Regions from separate parts of the Mus musculus genome. Here region 1 is linked to region 2. Evidence: chromatin loops called from intact Hi-C (ENCODE). Cell type or tissue: gastrocnemius. All regions are shown on one strand. Each heading gives the region's core, and the rest is flanking DNA. Links, peaks and the distances in the headings are about the cores only. Region 1 holds the start of Zbtb37 (zinc finger and BTB domain containing 37). Region 2 has its middle 36 kb from the start of Tex50.

The links. A loop is a pair of places that touch in the nucleus more often than their neighbours do. Peaks named below come from ENCODE experiments on the same cell type or tissue, not always from the same donor. Only the 100,000 strongest peaks of a DNase experiment are listed, where the experiment ranks them.
Region 1: a loop joins it to region 2, with 3 times the contacts of the local background. A loop is called at or near these places in 2 of 42 quality-filtered maps.

The regions. Positions count from the first base shown.
Region 1 is chr1:161,030,712-161,040,754 of GRCm38, reverse strand. It overlaps Zbtb37 (zinc finger and BTB domain containing 37), which reads left to right and starts at 5,906. Exons shown (of 5, transcript NM_001356489.1): 1 at 5,906-5,977; 2 at 6,471-6,667; 3 at 7,994-8,950. The coding sequence starts at 8,022. It overlaps Gas5 (growth arrest specific 5), which reads right to left and starts at 6,154. Exons shown (of 11, transcript NR_166052.1): 1 at 6,036-6,154; 2 at 4,951-5,003; 3 at 4,741-4,772; 4 at 4,511-4,547; 5 at 4,176-4,206; 6 at 3,903-3,935; 7 at 3,440-3,467; 8 at 3,208-3,250; 9 at 2,718-2,760; 10 at 2,483-2,530; 11 at 2,216-2,298. Snord47 (small nucleolar RNA, C/D box 47) reads right to left here and starts at 2,663; the gene lies at 2,599-2,663. It overlaps LOC115487643 (a small nucleolar RNA gene), which reads right to left and starts at 5,361; the gene lies at 5,282-5,361. It also overlaps LOC115487678, LOC115487638, LOC115487644, LOC115487677, LOC115487645 and LOC115487640, and 1 more gene. In gastrocnemius, for the core only: no CTCF peak of the experiment used is centred there; DNase peaks (open chromatin) are centred at 4,968, 5,286, 5,773, 8,699 and 1 more place; H3K4me3 peaks cover 4,386 bases; H3K27ac peaks cover 3,875 bases.
Region 2 is chr1:161,190,177-161,200,219 of GRCm38, reverse strand. It overlaps the pseudogene Gm6185. Among named protein-coding and RNA genes, the nearest start is that of Tex50, 36 kb to the right of the region's middle. In gastrocnemius, for the core only: a CTCF peak has its summit at 4,518 (motif pointing right); DNase peaks (open chromatin) are centred at 3,925 and 4,505; H3K4me3 peaks cover 1,418 bases; H3K27ac peaks cover 835 bases.

The DNA.
Region 1 (10,043 bases), core at 1,267-9,266, 160 kb after region 2:
AACTCAAATCCGCCTGCCTCTGCCTCCTAAGTGCTGGGATTAGCATGTGCCACCACTGCCTGTGGTTCTTGTTTATGGTTTTTCAAGACAGGATTACTCTCTGTAGCCCTGAAACTTGCTTACTTAAAGGCTTTCAAAAATCAGTTTCTCTGTGTAGCCCTGCATGTCCTGAACTCTTTCCTGTAGACCAAGCTGGCCTCAAACTTCTGGGGATCTGCTGCTTCTGCCTCCCTGGTGCTGGGACTAAAGGCATGGGTTCTTGACAGTTTTAAAGCCTCCAGTCACAAACCTAATCCTTTCTAAAAAATGTCACTCTAGTAGTAAACATTCAAATGAGTTTATCAGCACCCCCTCCCACCCCTAACATCTATTCCTTCTCTGAAAGGGGAAACCACTCCCCTTAACACCCTAAGGCTTCTCTGCCCCCTATCCCCTACACACAAACTCACTGCAGGACTAGGCGATTCCTCGGAGGATGGCAAAGCAGCTGAGACCTGGAAGGACAGTTGTACACAGCTCAGTGGTTCAATCACCAGTATCATACACAATCTAAAGGCCTAATGAGGCAGTGCTAAGGGTGCTGAAGTGGAAGGAGGCAGATGACTCCCTACTTGATCAGAGGCTGGTAGATCTGAGCTAAGGGCGTGACTGTAGAGATCCAGTGAATGAAACCCTGACCTTGTGTTCTGGAAGAAGGAACCATGGGTGTCTTAAAACAGACCAGTAACTCCCAGCTGGTCCTAGTAAGCACAGACCTTTGATCCTAGGCAGATCCAAGTTTGAGACCAGCCTGATCTACATGGAAATCCCATCAAGGCAACCTGCCTCCAAGAGACCAGCCAGGCAAGATGACTGGATAGCTGGATTCCACATTGTGAAAGGAAGACTTGTGTAGGTCATCCTGACCTCTTCACATGCATTACCATACAAATGGACCACTAACAGTAAAGGTATGTGACTAGCATGTGAAAAATTTAAATCCTCACAACCCAAGAATGTGATGGAATTTAAATCCATTTCAGTAAGACTATGTGTAGAATATAAATCACCAAATGAGATGTTTAGCTATGTGTTCCAGGGTAACTGTTGAGCATTGAAACACTGCCCCCATTCCCAGGGACTAAAGCTTGTAGAGGTACAGCTCCAAATACCTACACATTTTGCCTGGAACCAGTGTTCTAAGGACCCCTGACCAGTTACCTATACTATCTACAGCCAAAGGACTAAACAAAATAGCCTCAACTTTTCCTTTGGGGCCACCACACCCAGCACGAATCCCAAACTGTACTTGTTAGATTAAGGATTGTAGTTTCCGTGGTCTCAAGAACTGAGCCCAACAGACCAGAGTGAACAGTATCAAACCTAAGAGCCAATTAGCCTCAGTGTTCCTCCTAATTTAGGAATGCTGAGTTAGGCCTGGTGGTATATATAACTGCAAAAGTCCTAGGCATGGGGACAACACTTTAACAGGACTGCAAGGTCTAGGCTTTTACCTTCCAGGTTTATACTTCAAATTTTCCCTCACACCTGTGCCCCTACAGGCCATCTCCAGACCTTTAAAGGGCTGGTATACCCACTCAGACTGCATAACTGATTAGACATTCAGGATGTAAGACTCAGCAGACACTGTCACCTGCCAAAAGTGAAAATACCACCTCCACCAGTCAGTCCAGTTCTGGTTAACGCTGTTCCTATTAATTTAAAATGTCAAACAGAATAATGGCTTGAGGCTGGTGAGATGGCTCAGTGTGTAAGAGCACACTTCTCTTTTGGTTCATCTTAGATTGTGTTGAGAAAGGAAAGAGAAAAAAAAACTATTTCCAGGCAAACTGATTTGTGACTGTACTCCCCTTTGCATACTCCATGAAATATTTAGTTTTATAAGATATAAGAAAAGTGTTCTAGGGCTGGAGAGATGTACTAACTGCTCTTCCGAAGGTCCAGAGTTCAAATCCCAGCAACCACATGGTGGCTCACAACCATTTGTAACAAGATCTGATGCCCTCTTCTGGAGTGTCTGAAGACAGCTACAGTGTACTTACATATAATAAATAAAAAAATCTTAAAAAAAAATAATGGCTTGTGCTTATAAGCACAAAAAGACAAACTATACTGACACCAATACCATCCAGTCACTGGGCAGCTAATAGATTTAAAAATGTCTAATGTGAACTCCCCACAATGTGCTCATCAGAACAAAATGCACACTTCACAGTTCATGTTATAATACACTTTAATGGTAAAATTTTAACACAATATATCTGACACCATCTTCTATTTGAGCCTCCATCCAGGCACCTGCAACAACCAACAGAAGGTAGCTGTTAAACACTTTTCTACAATTTTAACTTAAATGGTAACTGTTAAAACACAGAACATCAGATCTTTTACTATCATCAAGTAATCAGTGAGAGAGTTCAAGTTGTGTGAGATCATCATGTATTCTGGAGTAGGTTCCCGGTTAAGCATTTGCAGTTCTCACCTCAGAAACAAAGGTGCAGTCACTGCATGTCCACTTGTCACAGGAGCCCTAAGAAAACAAAGACTGACTTACTTCTCTGGCTTAGAGTAGTTAAATTTTACATGTTAGTATAGTAACCTCAGAAATAAAATGGAACGGTTTAAAGGTGATATCACTTTGTATCATTTGGCAGAATCATCACATCACTGGTTACAAGCTATATTACAATCTGTACAAAAACAAGTGACAGACTTACTTTGAAATTCAGAATGAAGGACCGGAAATTCAGAATGACCAATCTGTTTGAAAATTAAAAATAATTAGTGCAGTTACTTATCTTCATTTTATTTCACACTATTCTCTCAGTGTTCAGTTGTCTTCACTAGTCTCCATGGGCTCACATCAATTCTCTTGCCAAGAGGCCTGAGATTTATAGTTTCAATCGTCATACCCTAGGGAACTTATGTATTTTTCACAATAAAATTGTCCTACTGGGTTAAGTCAGTGGCACAGCACATGCCACCTTAGCATCAGGCTTTGGCCTCATCACTTGGGACTCTTATCTTGTATTTCCTAATACTATTCAAGGAAAACTCTTTAAAACATTACAGCCAGATACATCAGATAGGAGCGAAAGACATGATTGTTCATCAGAGTTAAGTCTGCTGAACTATGTTATCATCATGGTATCGGCTTGTTTGGAAGGGGTTGAAAGTAACTAATACATGCACATTTCAAAGACTTACCATTGTGTTTGCAGTGCCTTCACTTGAGGTGACCCATTAATACCTGTAAGAAATTACACTCCGTTTAGAAATATGTATTTGTAAAGTATATTTACTGATGTCCTTAAATACTGTTTCAGCTTAACAATCAATCTTCAATCTTATTCAGAGAGATTCCCATCTGTTTAACTTTATTGATCATCACTAACAGTACCTTAATTCATATAGTAAATACCAAACTTACAATGCTTACCTTTCTTTATTCAAACCATTATTTGTACCTGAAAAAAATTTAAGGCACCATTTAGTACTGATGGTAGCACATGCATGTTCAAAAGCTAAATGTTATGCAGTAAATACTGCAAATGACTGGAGGGAATTCAAGGCCCCCAATGGCTTCTTACCCAAGCAAGCCAGCCAAATGAACAAGCATGCAACCAGTTAACTAGAATTAAAAGAAAATACCTCTTACAAATATGCTAAACATCATTCGACTATTCTTAGTTGCCTGCCACAAGGTTCTTCAGTGTTAAAAATTGTCTACAAGTTATTTTCAGCTCAGACATTTGATCAACATCATTACAAGAACCCAGAGTGTTGTCCAAAACACACCTATCTAAACATCCGTAAGACAATGCATGCTGGAGTTTTGATGATTCAAAGTCTCTGCATGTCCCTTTGTACTGACCCAAATTCAAGTGTTTTTCAATACTTACCTTTCAAACTGTCTATCCAGCCTCAAACTCCACCTAGAAAAAAACATTAAAGAGCTTTTCAATGCAGTCAACAGATTTGAGTTTGCCCCACAATAAATGTCAAGGAAGCCCACCATCAGATAGAGCTAATAAGATCTTCAGGTAGTCAGTATTTGTTCGTCATCATGCAGGCTGTGTTCAGCTATGACCAGGATGGAACACGTGGCCAGTATTTGGCAGAGTGCAACAAAGCCAAGCCTGTTTAGCATCTACAATTCCTTTAGTTTGACTTACCATTTCATTTTCTGGTCTTCTATTCTAGCACCTACAACAAACAAATAGTTAAAGCTGCCCGGTTAGGCCCCTGACTCAGCACTTAAGATGGGGGAACCAGAGTCCACCAAATAGGGGGTAAATGCGTTAACGACCACTAGCTCCCACATATCAAAAACCAGCCTCCTCAGATACGCAGAAACAATGCCCTGACTTCAGACTTCCCACCCACTCCTCTATCTACAATTGCTCTCAGGGAACAATACATTCAATGTGTGGGTTGAGGGATCTTTAGTGCTCATTTGCCATTGGGTATTCCTTGTAATGGGACCACATGCACACACAAAATTGCTTACATTGCGCTCGCTCTGTTATCCAGCTTCCTGACGAGTCCTGGGGGGGGGGAATCTTTATGTAAAAACTGCTTACTCTGTAAGTAGCCCCCAAATCATTATTTTGTGTGCCTCAGTTATAATCATGGTGGTTTAAAGCTATCGTCACCCCAGCTGTCAAGAGTAGCAAATATGATGTCATCATTGTGGCACTGTCCTTTCAACCTAACTTCTCATTACTATTCAGTACTCACCTCGTAAGCCTTCATCCTCCTTTGCCACAGAACTGGAAATAAGAGATGTGAACAGTCAGTCCCCTTCTTCACGGAACTAAACCCTTTCCAGTAGCTGAATTAAAGCCTCAGAAAAGTGTTTTTCAGAAATCCCTTCTGTCCACTACTCTCATACCATCATGGGCTTTGTGGTCATTATGTTCTAGTCATGCCCCTCCCCCACTGAGTTACCTGGCTGTGAGATCCCACAAGATGTCCCATCACAGAGGTCCACACTGCCATTCCTAAGAAAAATGTTAATCTTTAGTAGTTCTACTTCCACAAAATGGACCTGTCTTACAAAGAACTCCGTCCACATAGGCACTGTTGAGTTGCACATATCCAGCAGTTACATATAAGTCTCTAATCCAGGTACTTCCCAAGAGCAATCGTCCTCTTTGTTAGTGACTAAGGCCTGCTGGCAATCTCTAGCAAAAGCCTTCATCCCATGGTGATCGCGAAAGAAACACCGCGTGGCTTCGCATTCCACCCCCGTTGAACCGTGCACGAGGTGACTCAGCATGCTCTGCCATCAGAATCGTTGGTATTCATCAACAAGCTCAGTTGTCCCTACCAACATAGCCTTCATCATAGCATGAACACGCATGCTGAGTCGTCTTTGTCTGGTGTCCAGACCAAAACCCAATGCTATTTTATGTCACAAATACACGCAGAACCAACCTCCTAAAGTTTCCAGCTTGTGCCCTGAACTAAGCTCACCGGCTGCGCCGGGAATCCCACCAGCTTCCAGTGCTTCAGCCTCCAAGGCCCGAAGCCATAACATACTCAGGAAATTGCATACCTGCTCAGAATGCCGCACAGCTCCGAAAGGCTGAGATGGCGGCTGAGTCGAGTATATAAGGTCTTCGTGACGTCAAGACGCAAAGCTGCTTGCTGCGTCCACTTAAACCCCGCCCCTCACACGCCCTCAGACTCCTCCTCAAGCCCCACCTTCTTCAGGCCCACAAAACTTTCCCTCTGGCCACGCCCCCGAGAGCCCGGAGGGCGGAGTTGCCGCGGGCACGATAGGCCCGCCCTCCGCCTCCCTGAGGAGTACAGGCTGAGGGGAGGGGGCTCCTGCAAGGAAAGCGCTGGGGGTGGGGCGGGGTGAGGGTGACTGATTTCCTTCCGGCACGTCGCTCGCTCCGGAGGAGGGGGCGGGGGGTTTCACTTCCGGGACGGTGTTCCGGCCCATTCCGGCCCATTTCCACCCCCGGAGGTAGGTGCTGCTCCTTGACTGGGCTCGTTCCCCGCACCCCCGCCCCGTTAGCTCATACCCGACGCTCCCGGGCCGCGTCTGGGTTGCAGCCAGCTCCTGCGGCGCTCAGTCGCTGCCCCACCTCCCCTCCCAGCACTCGGCGACCTTCCGCCCCTTTGGCTCCGGGCTGTCGAGCTCGCGGGCCCGCCCCCTTGGCGAGCCCCTCCCTCAGGACCCCGCGCGCGCGCCGGGGCCACACCCAGACACACCCCCGCCCCGGCAACCTCCGCCGCCCTAGACCGATCCCGGGGCGCCGCCCCCTTCCCGGTCCCGCGCCTCACCTGTGCGCCCGCAACTCCCTTGCCGCGGGGCTCTGCTCCTGTCGAGCTTCCCGGCATCTGTGCCACCTCCTCGCTTAGCCAGGTCCCCCTTTTCCCATGCTTCTTGACACTGATAGAGGCCTCCCCAGTACCCGACTGGCCAACCCCAGCGTTCCCGATTCTCCCTTTTACAGCTCTCGCCCCTTCAGTGCCGACGCTAGAGAAAGACTTTACTCCAGGGGCTTCCTCCTCACTGGGGAATCGCTGGAAAGAGCAAACAAAAAAGGCGCTGGTGTAGGCTCCAAAATAAACATCTGAATTCGTGATGGCATCGACAGAGGCACTTAATGGATTAAAAGTTTCAAAACAAACAATAACGCTTTGGAAAAAGGTCAGATTGGTTAAAGTTGCGTCTTGAAAGCCGTGTTTGCACTTACCTGTTTACTCAATAAGTGTATTGTAAATGCGAGGTGATAAAGTGAGCTTGTCCGGACTACTTCCTGGTGTGCTGTGTAGTCTCATAAATTTAGAGAAACATTGGATGCACGGTGAGCCTAAATCCTTGTGGTATACTGGAACTACCCTCAACTAATTAAGACTATTTGATGCAATTGCAGTCTTTGTGGTGTGAAATTTCAGGCTTTATTTTTGTCAGCAGCTGTGGGAAACCAACTTTCCCAGTCAAAGTAGCATCACCACTTTGGAATACCCAAGTTTCAAGTTTGTTGGGGAGAAAAAGTATTACTTAGTTTTTGCTAACTCTGGCAACTAGGCCACAAATTCTCTGCATGTGAATTGAATGCTGACAGGGCTGTGGAATGTTTCTCAGAGTCACCTCAGAGTCCCATATTCAAAAAGTGGGAGCTCAAACTGGTAAGCTTAAAAATATGGGCCTAATCGGGCATGGTAGTCAAACACCTCTAACACGAGCATTCTTTAATCTCAGCAGAAGCAGTCAGCTCTTTTTGAGTTAGAAACCAGATGGTCTACATAGTGAGTTCCAGGAATAGCCTGGGCTTCATAGACCCTGTCAAAAACAAATATCTGGTGGGTGGCTTAATTCTAGCATTCCTGGAGGTAGATCGCTAAGTTCCAGGCTAGTCTGGTCTACTGAGCAAGTTATAGGGCATCCAGAGCTATATAGAGGGACACTGTCTCATGGGGAAAAGTAGTGATAATAGCGACCATTCATGTAGGATATTAGACTTTATACCCAATCTGTATGTGTTTGATGCCCCTTCTTAGTGAACTCCTGTCTTTATTTTATATAGTCTACTAATAAAGTATGGGCATAGCTTGAATTTTTCGCAGTGTAGCAGTCACTTTTTTGTGTGTTAATTACATTTTACAGTGAAATCTAAAATACCTTGTACCAGGCTCGGCAGCTTACAGTAATCCTAGCACTTAGGAGGTAGGATCAGGAGTTTGAGGCCAGCCTTATTACTAACAAAACACCTGCTGGCAATTCTGTTTCTACATCCAAACATAAGGAAGATCTCTCTTTCTATATGAAGAATTCTTTTTTTCTCCCTGAGACAAGATTTCACTTATTTAGCCCATACTCATGATTCTCCTGCCTCTTCGGTTTTCCAAGCGCTAAAATTACGTATGTGTAGCTGGCACTCATGGAAAGATTTTCCATTTGTAGGGATGTTTGAACTAAAAAGCACAAAGGGAGTCAAACTAGTACTAAGACTGTGCTTTGCTCTTTCAGCAGGGTTGAATGTCTGCCTGTGCTTTCAGGCATGACCATGGAGAAAAGTGGGAACATACAATTGGAGATCCCCGACTTCAGCAACTCTGTTCTGAGCCATCTCAACCAGCTACGAATGCAAGGCCGGCTCTGTGATATTGTGGTCAATGTGCAAGGACAAGCTTTTCGGGCTCACAAAGTAGTACTGGCTGCCAGCTCCCCTTATTTCCGGGATCACATGTCCTTGAATGAAATGAGTACTGTGTCCATTTCTGTCATCAAGAACCCTACTGTTTTTGAGCAACTTCTTTCTTTCTGTTACACAGGGCGGATATGCCTGCAACTAGCAGATATCATCAGCTACCTAACAGCTGCTAGTTTTCTGCAGATGCAGCATATTATAGACAAATGTACGCAGATCCTAGAGGGCATTCACTTCAAAATTAATGTGGCTGAGGTTGAAGCAGAATTAAGTCAAACAAGGACAAAGCATCAAGAGAGACCTCCAGAGTCTCATAGGGCTACACCAAATCTAAACCGCTCACTTAGTCCACGGCATAATGCCTCAAAGGGAAACTGGAGAGGGCAGGTCAGTGCCGTGCTGGATATCCGAGAGCTCAGTCCCCCGGAGGAGCCCACCAGTCCTCAGATAATTGAACAGAGTTCTGATGCAGAAGGCCGGGAGCCCATTCTTCGAATCAACAGAGCAGGACAGTGGTATGTGGAAACAGGACTAGCAGACCAGGGGGCCCGGAGTGGTGACGAAGTTAGGGTTCTTGGAGCAGTGCACATCAAAACTGAAAATCTAGAAGAGTGGCTTGGGCCAGAGAATCAGCCTTCTGGAGAAGATGGGAGTAGTGCAGAGGAAGTCACAGCCATGGTGATTGACACCACAGGCCATGGTTCTATAGGACAGGAAAGTTATACTTTAGGGTCTTCAGGAGCCAAGGTAGCTCGGCCAACCAGCAGTGAAGTTGACAGGTAAGTTTTGTTTCTCCTTTTAAAGCTATTGTACAGACATCATTAAATAACCTTTCTGTGTTACAGAGGGCATCTTTTTTTACCTGATATTCTTATTCAGCTTACTTTGGGAGACTGGAAGTATGTCAGAAGACTTGCATTTTCAGCACAGGAGGCTCCTGGATCTGAAATATTGACGATGTTATGAGAACTGTGGTAAACTGTGGTAAACTGTGGTAAAATTAGCCACTTCAGTGAATCAGAATAGCATCGGCAGCCACTCTAGGATCAGTAATTGCCAGGGCTCTCTGCACTAGGCAGGGAGCTGATTGTCAGGGGTCTGGTAACATTGCTGTTTCTCACACAGGTAGGTAACCTTGCGGAGTCTGACTTGCCTTATAGCACTGTGTATTTCTCTTTGCCCTTACCGACAGAGACAATTTGGTACCATCAATAATTTTCAAATTAGAGTAATTACACTACAGTAATTCTAGAGAAAAGCTTTTGAATGTTTTCCAAGTGTCACCTGGTAATGTTTCCTTTGAAGCAGCTACTACCCCAGGCCTGTTTCTTCCTAACATACTGAGTCTGTTAGAAGGGTTCCTTTTAGTGGGAATAGCACTGGCTTTCATCGAGTCAATTGAAAGAAAAATGTTACTAGTTTAGATTGGTAATATTTTGAGTTCTTTCTTTCTTTTTTATTTATTTATTTATTTGTTGAAACGATTTCTGTAGCTCAGGCTGTTCTAGAACTCAGGGCAGTCCTCCTGCCTCAGCCTCCTGAGTACTGGGATTACTGGCATGGGTTGCCATATTTGTACTTTGTTGTTGTTTGTGGGGGTTGTTTTTGTTTTTCAAGGCAAAGTTTCTTTGTATGGCCTGGCCTGGAACTCAACTCAGAGATCTAATTGCTTCTGCCTCCTGAGTGCTAGGATTAAATGAGTTTGCCACCACCGCCCAGCTCTTGTTTTTTTGTTTGTTTGTTTTGGTTTTCTTTGTTTTGTTTTTTGAGGCAGGTAATTCAAGATGATCTATAGCTTACTTTTGGCCTAGGCTAACCTCAAAACTTTTTTTTTTTTTTTTGGTTTTTCGAGACAGGGTTTCTCTGTATAGC
Region 2 (10,043 bases), core at 1,263-9,262:
AGCAAGGAAAAGCAATCGATTTTTCTTGGATTGCTTCTGGGAAAAATCTATGATGCTCTCCATGCTGGCTTGAGTAGGAGGAGCTAGATCCTTCATCAACAGACAGATCTCAAGCCCCGCCTCCTCTCGATTCCCTTGCTTAGGACTTCCCCTTTAAACTGGTGAAGTAAGCTGTTCAGCCCCAAAGCCTGTCTCCTCAAAAATGGCTCTCAAGATCTACACTAGGGAAGGAGCATTACGAAGCCCTGTTCTAGCTGTGATAAAGCATTATCTGATATAATCAGCACATGGTGTGACTCTCCAAGTTATTTCTATTTCCGGATTCAAGCCACTCAGAGCTCCTATGAAGAAAGATAGGAGTGGAGGCCCTGAGGTCCCAACTCTTACCTCTCAGCTGTCATAGAATAACTGAGGAATTGAAGGATTTTTAAAATATCTCCATAGGGTCCAACAATCCCTTTGCAAATAGTAGGATCCAAAAATACATAAGTTTAGAATGCCTATTAAGTTGTTTGTTTGTTTGTTTGTTTATTTGTAATATAAGCAGGTATACCATTTAACAATAGCATGCTTTTGGGTTATGTTGTTATTGGGTTTTGGTTTTGGTTTTGGTTTTGGCTTGGAAATATCTTATTCGAATTGCCACCAGCTTCAAATTCAACAGTCAGGACATAGCAGGCAGGAAAAGATAGTGGCATAAGTGAAAAAGCAAACAAGGGCTGGAGGGCTCAGCGGTCAAGAGCACTGACTGTTCTTCCGGAGGTCCTGAGTTCGATTCCCAGCAACCACATGGTGGCTCACAACCATCTGTAATGGGATCTGATGCCCTCTTCTGGTGTGTGTGAAGACAGCTATAGTGTACTCATACACATTAAATAAACAAATAGATCTTTAAAAAAAGACCAAACAAGTGGAATGACTAATTACAGTAAGTAATGAGTAATTACTGAAAGGCAGCGCTACCAACAACCAAGTGCAGTCGCTACACTAATCTGTAAGCCTTATGAACCAGTTAGTCCCGAGCTTCATTCACAAACACATCAAAGGAACAAAGGAGCAAAAGTTATTGGTGCCAAGTTTGTTTCATCTTGCAAAACCAAAAAAAAAAAAAAAAAAAAAAAAAAAAAAAAAAAGGTGCCATCCTCCATCACAGGTATTTATTCTTTACAGGATAAGTTAAACACTTAAAACAATTATTTCAGAACGGCCTTTACACTGAACAACTTTCCATGGGAAAAGTCAGAGTGAAGGCTTATTGTCCACATCTGCTTTCATTTGAGATGAGAATTTCTTTGGCAGATTTCGACTTAGTGTCTGTGATTTTGCATGGTTTCTGAGAGGAGGCCTAATCCATTGGTCTGAGAAGACACTGATCCACCCCCCACCCTCACCTCAACCCCCAACCCCACTCCAACACCCACACCCACATCCAATCCCACTCCAACACCCACACCTACCCCCACCCCAACTCCAACACCCACACCCACCCTAACCCCCAACCCCACACCCACACCTACCCCTACCCCAACCCCACTCCAACACCTACACCCACACCTACCCCTACCCCCAACACCAGGTGGGAAGGGTAGGTAAGAGTTTTGCTGGTGATGCATCTCGCTCTGACCTCCTTCCTTCACACATTACGATGGTGTCACACAAGTGTGGATGTGAAGGGGAAAAAAAAACCCAACAATTCATAGAATAAGTCTATCGGAGTGACGTAGAGAAGGCACTATTGTCTCTAAACCACTTTCTTCATAATGACAACATCAATAATGCTGATCACTGATGGCACATTGAAACGTTAAAGATAGAAATATGTAAATAAATAGAATTTTATTAGCCTCATCAAAGACAAGACCAGCCAAGTACTAAAATTCTCTGAAATCTATACTGAATGCATATCAGGAAACTCACTTAGTAATGATGAACTCCATCCTCGGTTTAAAGCTTAAAGAATCCAAATTCAGGCCTACCGTGACCAAAGCAACAATGCCTGACATTCCGAAATATTCCACTGGGGAGAGAAGAAAGTGAAATAAATTTAAATGTGATTAAATCTATACACTGATTCGCCCTGAGGAAAAAATCAGTAGGAAAGGTGAAAGCAGCGTTTCTTATTTAGAAAGTTGCTTCAAGGGATTGGCTAATGCTGTAGCTCAGGGAATAGCAGTGCTTCTTCGGAGATGGGCAATAGAATAAACACCCAGCCTTTGTGAGCCATGGGACCTTCCTCAGCTATGATGCTGCAAGAAGCCGGAGGTAACATGCAGACGGTTGGCTAGCCAATAAAATACTACAGACTTTAGACTTCAAATAATCTTCATCTCCATGAGATATTATTCTTTGATTCTGCTCTTTTCATAAAGCTTTTTTTAGCTCAGAGCAGATTTGACCCAGTTTGCCAATCCTGCATCATCACTGAGGCTAGGGCGAGTGGGAAAAGAAATGACGTAATCTCCGCTCAGCACCTTGGGACTTTGTGCTGCATGGGCCAGGCGTTGCTGCTTCCTGGAGCATTTGCCCTTCTCTCCCCGACTAAATTGGCAATTCACTGGGCTCTAAATGTTGAAACATAGTCTAGGGAGAATGTTAGAACACAAAAATACTAAAGGTGCCGGGCTACAGAGTCTCCAAGGAGCCCAGGGTGACAGTAGACAGAAAGGAAGAGAAAGAACATCCAAGCAAGCAGTGGAAGAGCTTTCAAACAGGGCACAGCACGATGCTTATGGGATGTGACCTCCCCTTTCTCCATTAATGTCCCCACGTCTGCAAAGCAGGTGTTAAGTGGGGTGAATAGCACCTCACATCCTTATTGCAAGCATTAACTTAGATGATATGTTCCTTGGCATATGTGCATGGCAATGGATGGCCACTCTTGTGATTCCAGTATTAACCACTGTTGTGACTACTACAGTACTGATTTTAATCCACTGGTCTACCACTTATCAAAATTCTTTTCATTTATCTATTCACTTAACTTCACTTTGGATATATATATACATACATATACATATACATACATATATATATATATATATATATATATATGCACTTTCCTAACGAATTTAACTTCAACAATCAAGTTGAGTAAAGCTAACAGTTCTGCAAATGTTTTGATAGGGGACAACTGTCAAACTCTTATTTCCAGTTTCTTTGAGTACATGCTAGTTCTTATTTTTGTCTGATATACATATATATATATATATATATATATACACATATGTATATGATCTTGATTTATTTATTATCATATATATTCTTGCTGAGTTTTAAACACATTTTTATCAAATGTTTGTGTTTCTTTTTTTTAAATAAAGCTTATTCTTGTAATTAACTGCATCAGTTCTTAGCATGACTTCAAATATATTTCTGAACACATTCAAGAAATTGATTTTTTATAAAGTTACTGACTACCAATTTCCATTTCTTTTTTTTTTTAAGATTTATTTATTTATTTATTATATGTAAGTACACTGTAGCTGTCTTCAGATACTCCAGAAGAGGGCATCAGATTTCATTACGGATGGTTGTGAGCCACCATGTGGTTGTTGGGATTTGAACTCGGGACCTTCAGAAGAGCAGTCGGTGCTCTTAACCACTGAGCCATCTCGCCAGCCCCATGTCTGTGTTTCAATGACTTGAGCCAAAGTGACGGAACATTTTTGGTTATATTGATAAATGAAAATAAGGAACTTGTATTGTTAATTATGTGAGAGTCCCATCCCAACTCGAAAACGTGTGTGTCTGGGCTGGGAATCCTCTAACGTGAAAGGGAGGCTGAAACGCCTTCTGCGACCCGGTCCTGGCACTCTGCCCTTGGCTATCATCCATTTAATCTGTCTAAGGGGACACCAAATATTGGCTGCAAACACCTCCATTCCTATTAGGAAGAAGAAATGAACCAGCATTTATGAGCCACCCTGTCTTGAACACAGTAGGGAGCTGGCAAAGGCTCAAAAACAAGTGTCTGGGATTGGGGAGAGAGACACGCCCCGCCCCCCTCCAGGAACAACTGTCACTCAGAAGGAGGTGGGAGGAGCTGTGTACACAAGGAGCTCTTGCCAGTCCCTAGGGTAGCCGCAGCTCACAAGCATAGCAAGCTTCATTAATGCATGCAGTGCCTTACACAAATGGAGTATTGTTAGACCGATTGTATAGAAGAGACAAGCTTAAAGAGGCTAAGTATTTCCCAACGTTGCTGATTGACGGAGTATATCTGGATTCTGTCTACTCAAAAACACATTGAGAAGGAATGTTGGTTCATTCGATCAGCACGTATTAAATTACTGTCGGGCATTTGACCAACTCTAAGCTTGGCTGAAAGGAGGAAAAACTAATCGAGTGAAGAGCTGACTATGAGCGCCACTCATATTCAAGAGGCTCACAGTCTGGTAGGGAGGTGGAAAAACTGAAGTAAGGCATCCACAAAACTTTCACAAAGGAGCAAAGAAATAAAGCTGAAGGAAACGAGCATTCCGTGAATGTTTTCGCTAGTTTGACTGGCTCAGGGCAGTAAGCAACCACTAGGTGGCGATATATCTACAGGAAAAAGAAAACTGCCTTTCCTTAGCTAGAGGTGTAAGAGACGGCTGAGATCTTCATTGGTTAAAGTTGCTCCAGTGTATGAGGGGAGCAAAAGCAGTTTGGTCATAGTTAATATGGTTCCTGGGAGCTGAAACACCTCAAGTCCCAATTTTACAAAACTGAACTAACGGAAGGCCCACTGGGGCTGGGTACAGTTACTCCTGCAACTTACCCGATGCCCCAGCTTCTCTTCCTGACACAAGCACTCTTGATCTCCCCACTCTCGTTTCCCACCTTCTAGATTCAAGAAAAGATCGCTATTTGAAAGGACCTTTTAGTCTAGTGAGTGAAGGATGACGAGCTTGGAAAGCCCTCGGGAACTTCTCCGCCAACTTTTCCCATTTTATGGGGTGAGCAGCTCAAGAGTCCAGACAGAAACAACTCCATGACGATTCCGCTTCTAGGGCACTGCCATGGACTTACTGTAGGGTTAGAGAATAGAGCTCAAAGGGCTAAGAGTACCCAGACATAGGAGCGCAAAGACATGAGGTTACAATGAGAGGCCAGGAGAGAACTAGATCTGACAGAGAGGTGATGTGACAAAACACAAGTGGGTGGGTGGGGGGTGGTAACAGACAGGAGGAAGACATGAAGCAGGGGAAAGGAGCAGGGCAAACCAGGACTCCCAGGCTCTCTAGTAGGATGGCAGTTCTTGTGTTTGTTTGCCTTACCAAGGTAAAACGTCATGTACACCAGTGAGAAACAGAGAACAACGTTCGTCAGTGTGTTGCTAAAGAGGTCGGTCAATATAATCTGGATGACTCTCGTACACCAATAGCCACATATGGTGCTTCCAAAAACATCAAAGCTGAGTCCGATGATTATGTGTAACTCTAAACATAAAAGAAAGGAGAGAAAGGGGAGAAAGAAAAACGTGAGTTAACCATCTGGGTTTTGGCTTGTTTGTCTGTGTTGTTTTGTTTTTTTACTGACTGCACTCTGGTTTGTAAACAGGGGGCCTGTTCTTCCTCAGGCAGAGTGCCCTGTGAGAGTCTGATAAATCTACTTAATGTAGACTTCCCCAGGGATGTAAGTGAGCCCCCACTTACACGCTGGTAAACAATCCCAATGAAACTCCTTAGGTCACACACAGAAAGACATTAGACAGGAGGGCTGGCTGCAGAGAGGAACAAGGAGTGTGGGGAAAGAGACAGGAGAGACTAACAGGAGTGGATACGATTGAAACACATCATGAAAGCATAACTAAGCCCGTTACATGGTTAATGCGTGCTAATAAGCCATTTTAAAATTATCTACCTGATTTCCACCAACACTTCCTTATGCTTTTGGTCCTCCCCACCCCCTCTTGCAGCTACCACAAATGTGTCCCCAGGGCTCATGTCTCCCCTTCACGCTGTGCTGATTCCTGCCATTCTTCTCTAGCTACTAACGAGACATCTAGAAACCTGTCAGGGGAATGTATTCCGCATCCCAGGCACCATTAGCCACACAAATCTGGCTGTTGTCCCCCTAGGATTGTTTTACCAATATGCATTAGTTGTTTGCCTTCACCCTCAGATCTAAGACCACGCACAACTCTTAGCATCCACCAACTGAGATACATGCTGATCCCAGCTAGAGGGATAACCTGGGCCGGATGATGCAATTGGTCTATGTGTGTATGCATGCTGAGGGACAAGAGATGGGTCTTTTTAATTATTTCTTTTCCTTCTTTTCTTTTTTTTTTTTTTAGATTGTAAAATTATATCATTTCCTCCTTCCCTTTCCTCTTTCCATCCCTCCCATATACCCCAGTTTGCCTATTACAGATCAATCCAACACACACTTTGCATTTTAGCAATCACTAAAATGCAAATATGGTTATATTTTCTTGTTTACCTCACTTCTCATTTTAATTGATCAGAGAGCAATGTATAGAGAAAGATGCAGAGACAAATGCACTTTCGTTTCAATAGTAATCTTAGGAAGTATACAGACAGAACATCAACCATCTTACCTCTGAACATGGACGTGTCAGTTGAGTGACCTCGAAAAATTCCAAAGAAAATGCATGTGAAACTACAAATGATCAGCGACTCCCCTCTGATGATATCCGTGTACATCTTAGAAATACCTGGGAAAGGAAAAACAGGGTGTCATTTAATGTGGAGCGTGGAAATGATGCTCTCACGTAGAAAGCAGAGAAGAGATAGAACATGACGGGGGAAAAAAACAGAAAAAGAAGACCATTGTAACGGGCATGGGTCTGAGACAATTCCAGCTAACACTTTTTAAGTTTCCTATTCTGCCTTCTGACTTTTCAGTGGCAAAGGATATAACAGGAGCACCCTGGTACTGCCCTGTCCTGGTTTCACTTCTGCTGCTATGAAAAAAACAAAAATAAAAATCAAAACAAAAACAAAAACTTATATGATAAAAGCAAATTATCAGAAAAAGGGTTTTCTTTGGTTCACAGTTCCGGATTATAGTCCATCCTAGCAGGGATGCTGAGACACAAGGCATTTAGAACAGCTAGTCACTTCACATACATTATCAAAGGCAGAGAGAAATCCATGAGTTCAGACTTACTTGTACTCAGCCCTCTCTCTAAACTTACACAGGCCAAGATTCCCTGCCTAGGGAATAGTGCTGCCCACAGTGGCAACTATTATAGTGGGTCAGCACGATCTAGCTGAGTTTTGCTCTATCAATTCATTTATGTAGGCAATCATAGAGACTCTTTTCTCGGGTGACCTTAGGTTGTGACGAGTTGACAACTAAAGCCAACCTTTTGATACCCACTGCCTCAAATGTTTGTTCCTTTCCTTTTACCTTATGTTTGCATATAACCGTGTCTGGTTGCCTTTACGCAGTCACACATGTGAGGCATGAGGTTGATATTAACTACCTTCCTCAGTCACTCTCCCCATCACTTAGGTCTCTCACTGATCCCAAAGCATCACTGTTTGGGCTAGGCTGGCTTGTCAGCTGGCTCCAGGGAGTCTTTGTCTCTGCCTCCACCACACTAGGATTGTAGGTAACCCACCAAGTCTACCTGGCTTTGAAGTGGGTGCTGGAAGATCAGAACTATTGACATTACACAAATGCTTTACCTGCTGAGCCAACTATCCACCCTGCCATAAACACTTTAAAGCTTCTGAATGAGACAAAGCTTAAGACACCGCATTTAGCTTGAAGAAACATCAGAGTCCAGAAGAAGCTCATTTTAGAAAAGTGCAAAATAGCCAGACACTGGGATGCATGCCTTTAATCCCAGAACTGGGAAGCAGAGGCAGGAGGATCACTGTGAATGTGAGGCCAGCCTGGTCTACATAGTGAGTTCCAGAATACTCAGAACTACATAGAGAAACCCTATCTCAAGATAGAAAAAGACAGACACAGAGAGAGAGACAGAGAGAGAGAGAGGGAGGGAGGGAGGGAGGGAGAGAGAGAGAGAGAGAGAGAGAGAGAGAGAGAGAGAGAGAGAGAGAGAGAGAGAGAGAGATGTAAACTATAACCCAGGGAGTATATTCCGTGGATGTTTGTTCATGAATGTTCAGAGTTATTCACAAGTCAGTGCTTGTCAGCTAATGAATACATGTATGCAGGAGGTTGCTCCCCTAGTCTAGCAGGACACTATTCCCCCGCTCCCAGAAAGGAACTAAATGCTGCTCTAATTATTGCACGAAGGACCTTGAGAACCTTATAAGTGGAAGAAGCCAGTCACAAAAGCCACGCACACTGTCCTGTGGTAACTGTGACCCCACTCTCCATCAGTTTGGTCCTCTGAGGCCAACTGCGATCCCAATGTAGAAAATGAAAGACTGCAGAAATAAATAACTCATAAGATTTAAGTAACTAATTAGAACATATTGCTATACTTTTCTTGTTTGTCATTAGACACTGTTTTTATCTTCTTAATGAGGCTACGTTATGAATTAAGTTTTATCATAGATGTGGAGCTATGAGGCAAAGCAGGATGTCTAGGACTCCATATTATGTGTAGTTTCAGACACGTGCTGAGGTACTTGGATCTAACTATGGATAAAGAATGACTGTTGCATTGTATGGTTTGACTTACGTGTTGTCCAGAGCAGACAAACCCACAGACACGGACATCAAAAATAGGTTAGCGGTTGGCAGAGGCTTTGGTAGATCAAATTCCACATCTAAACTTCCACCTGACACAGTCTTTCTGCCTGGCGGGTTCTTTTAGCATTTTATATGGTGTATGTCGGCAAATGAGAAAGCCATTCAACTTCCAAGTATTTGAGAAAACCTGTATTTCATCTTCACTTCAAAATACTCTGAGGTACAAGTCTAACCTAACAGGTTTGGGTTTTTGTTGTTTTTTTCTTCTAATGCACTAAAAAAAAATGTTGTTGTGCTGCCTTCTGGGTGGCATCTTTATGTTTCTAAAGAGTTTTCTCTAATCATTGTACTCACATTATATAGTAAATATCTGTATCATTTCCTCTGGGTGCTATTGAGGTTTGTTTGTCTGTTTGTTTTTACTGGATAGTTTATTTTAAAGGATTCTATTTTGATTTGTTGTGGTATAGCTCTGTTTTTCTTGGGCTTGGGAATTTTTTGAGATATTTGAACCTTGGGGTTTTTACAAAATTTAGAATTTTATATTTATTCAAATGTATATCGCCTTTGCTCTGTCTACCACCTTTAGGGACTCATGTATTGGGTCCCCTGTGTTTGTCCCACAGTTTATTAAAGTTTGGTTTTTCCCAGTCTCTTTCTCTCATTACTTTTGGATAGTTCCCACTGTTGTGTCTTCAAGTGCTTTGGCCATTTCTTTGCATAGAAATCGTTTCTCCACTAACCCTGTGGTTTGCATTTCTCCAAGTTTGAGTTGAGCCCCTTGTATTCCCCATGTCCAATGGTATGTCAGTACTCCAGCTCTCCAAAACGAACAAGGACCTCATCTGGGCTGGAGATGTAGCTAAGCAATAGAGCTCTTGTCTGGCATATGTTACGGCTAGGTTTCTAGATCCTCTTTTTTAAAAAAACAGAAAAAGAAAAAGTCTAATTTGCAGGGTTTGCCATGTGCAAACGCCCTGATTTAAAGCTACTGTCCAGGTCTGATTTCTATTGCCGTCACAAGCAGTTTGGAGAGAAGAGGTTCCTCTGGCTCACATTCCAGCATCACAATCCATCATGGAGGGAAGTCAGGTCAAGAACTCAAGCAGGACCTGAGGCACAGCCCGTGGAGGCAGGCTCTTACTGCCTGGGCCGCTGGCTTGCTCAATTTTCCTTTTCCTTTCAGTTTGTTTATGTGGTGGATTACATTGGTAGATTTTCACATATTGAACCACCCCTGCATCCCTGGGATGAAGCCTTCTTGACCATCGTGGATGATCTTTGATGGGTTCTTGGGTGGGGTTTGTGAGTGTTTCGCTGAGTATTTTTGCATCAATATTCATAAGGGAAACTGGTCTGAAATTCTCTTTCTTTGTTGACTTTTTTTTGTGTAGTTTAGATATCAGGGTGACTGTAGCCTCATA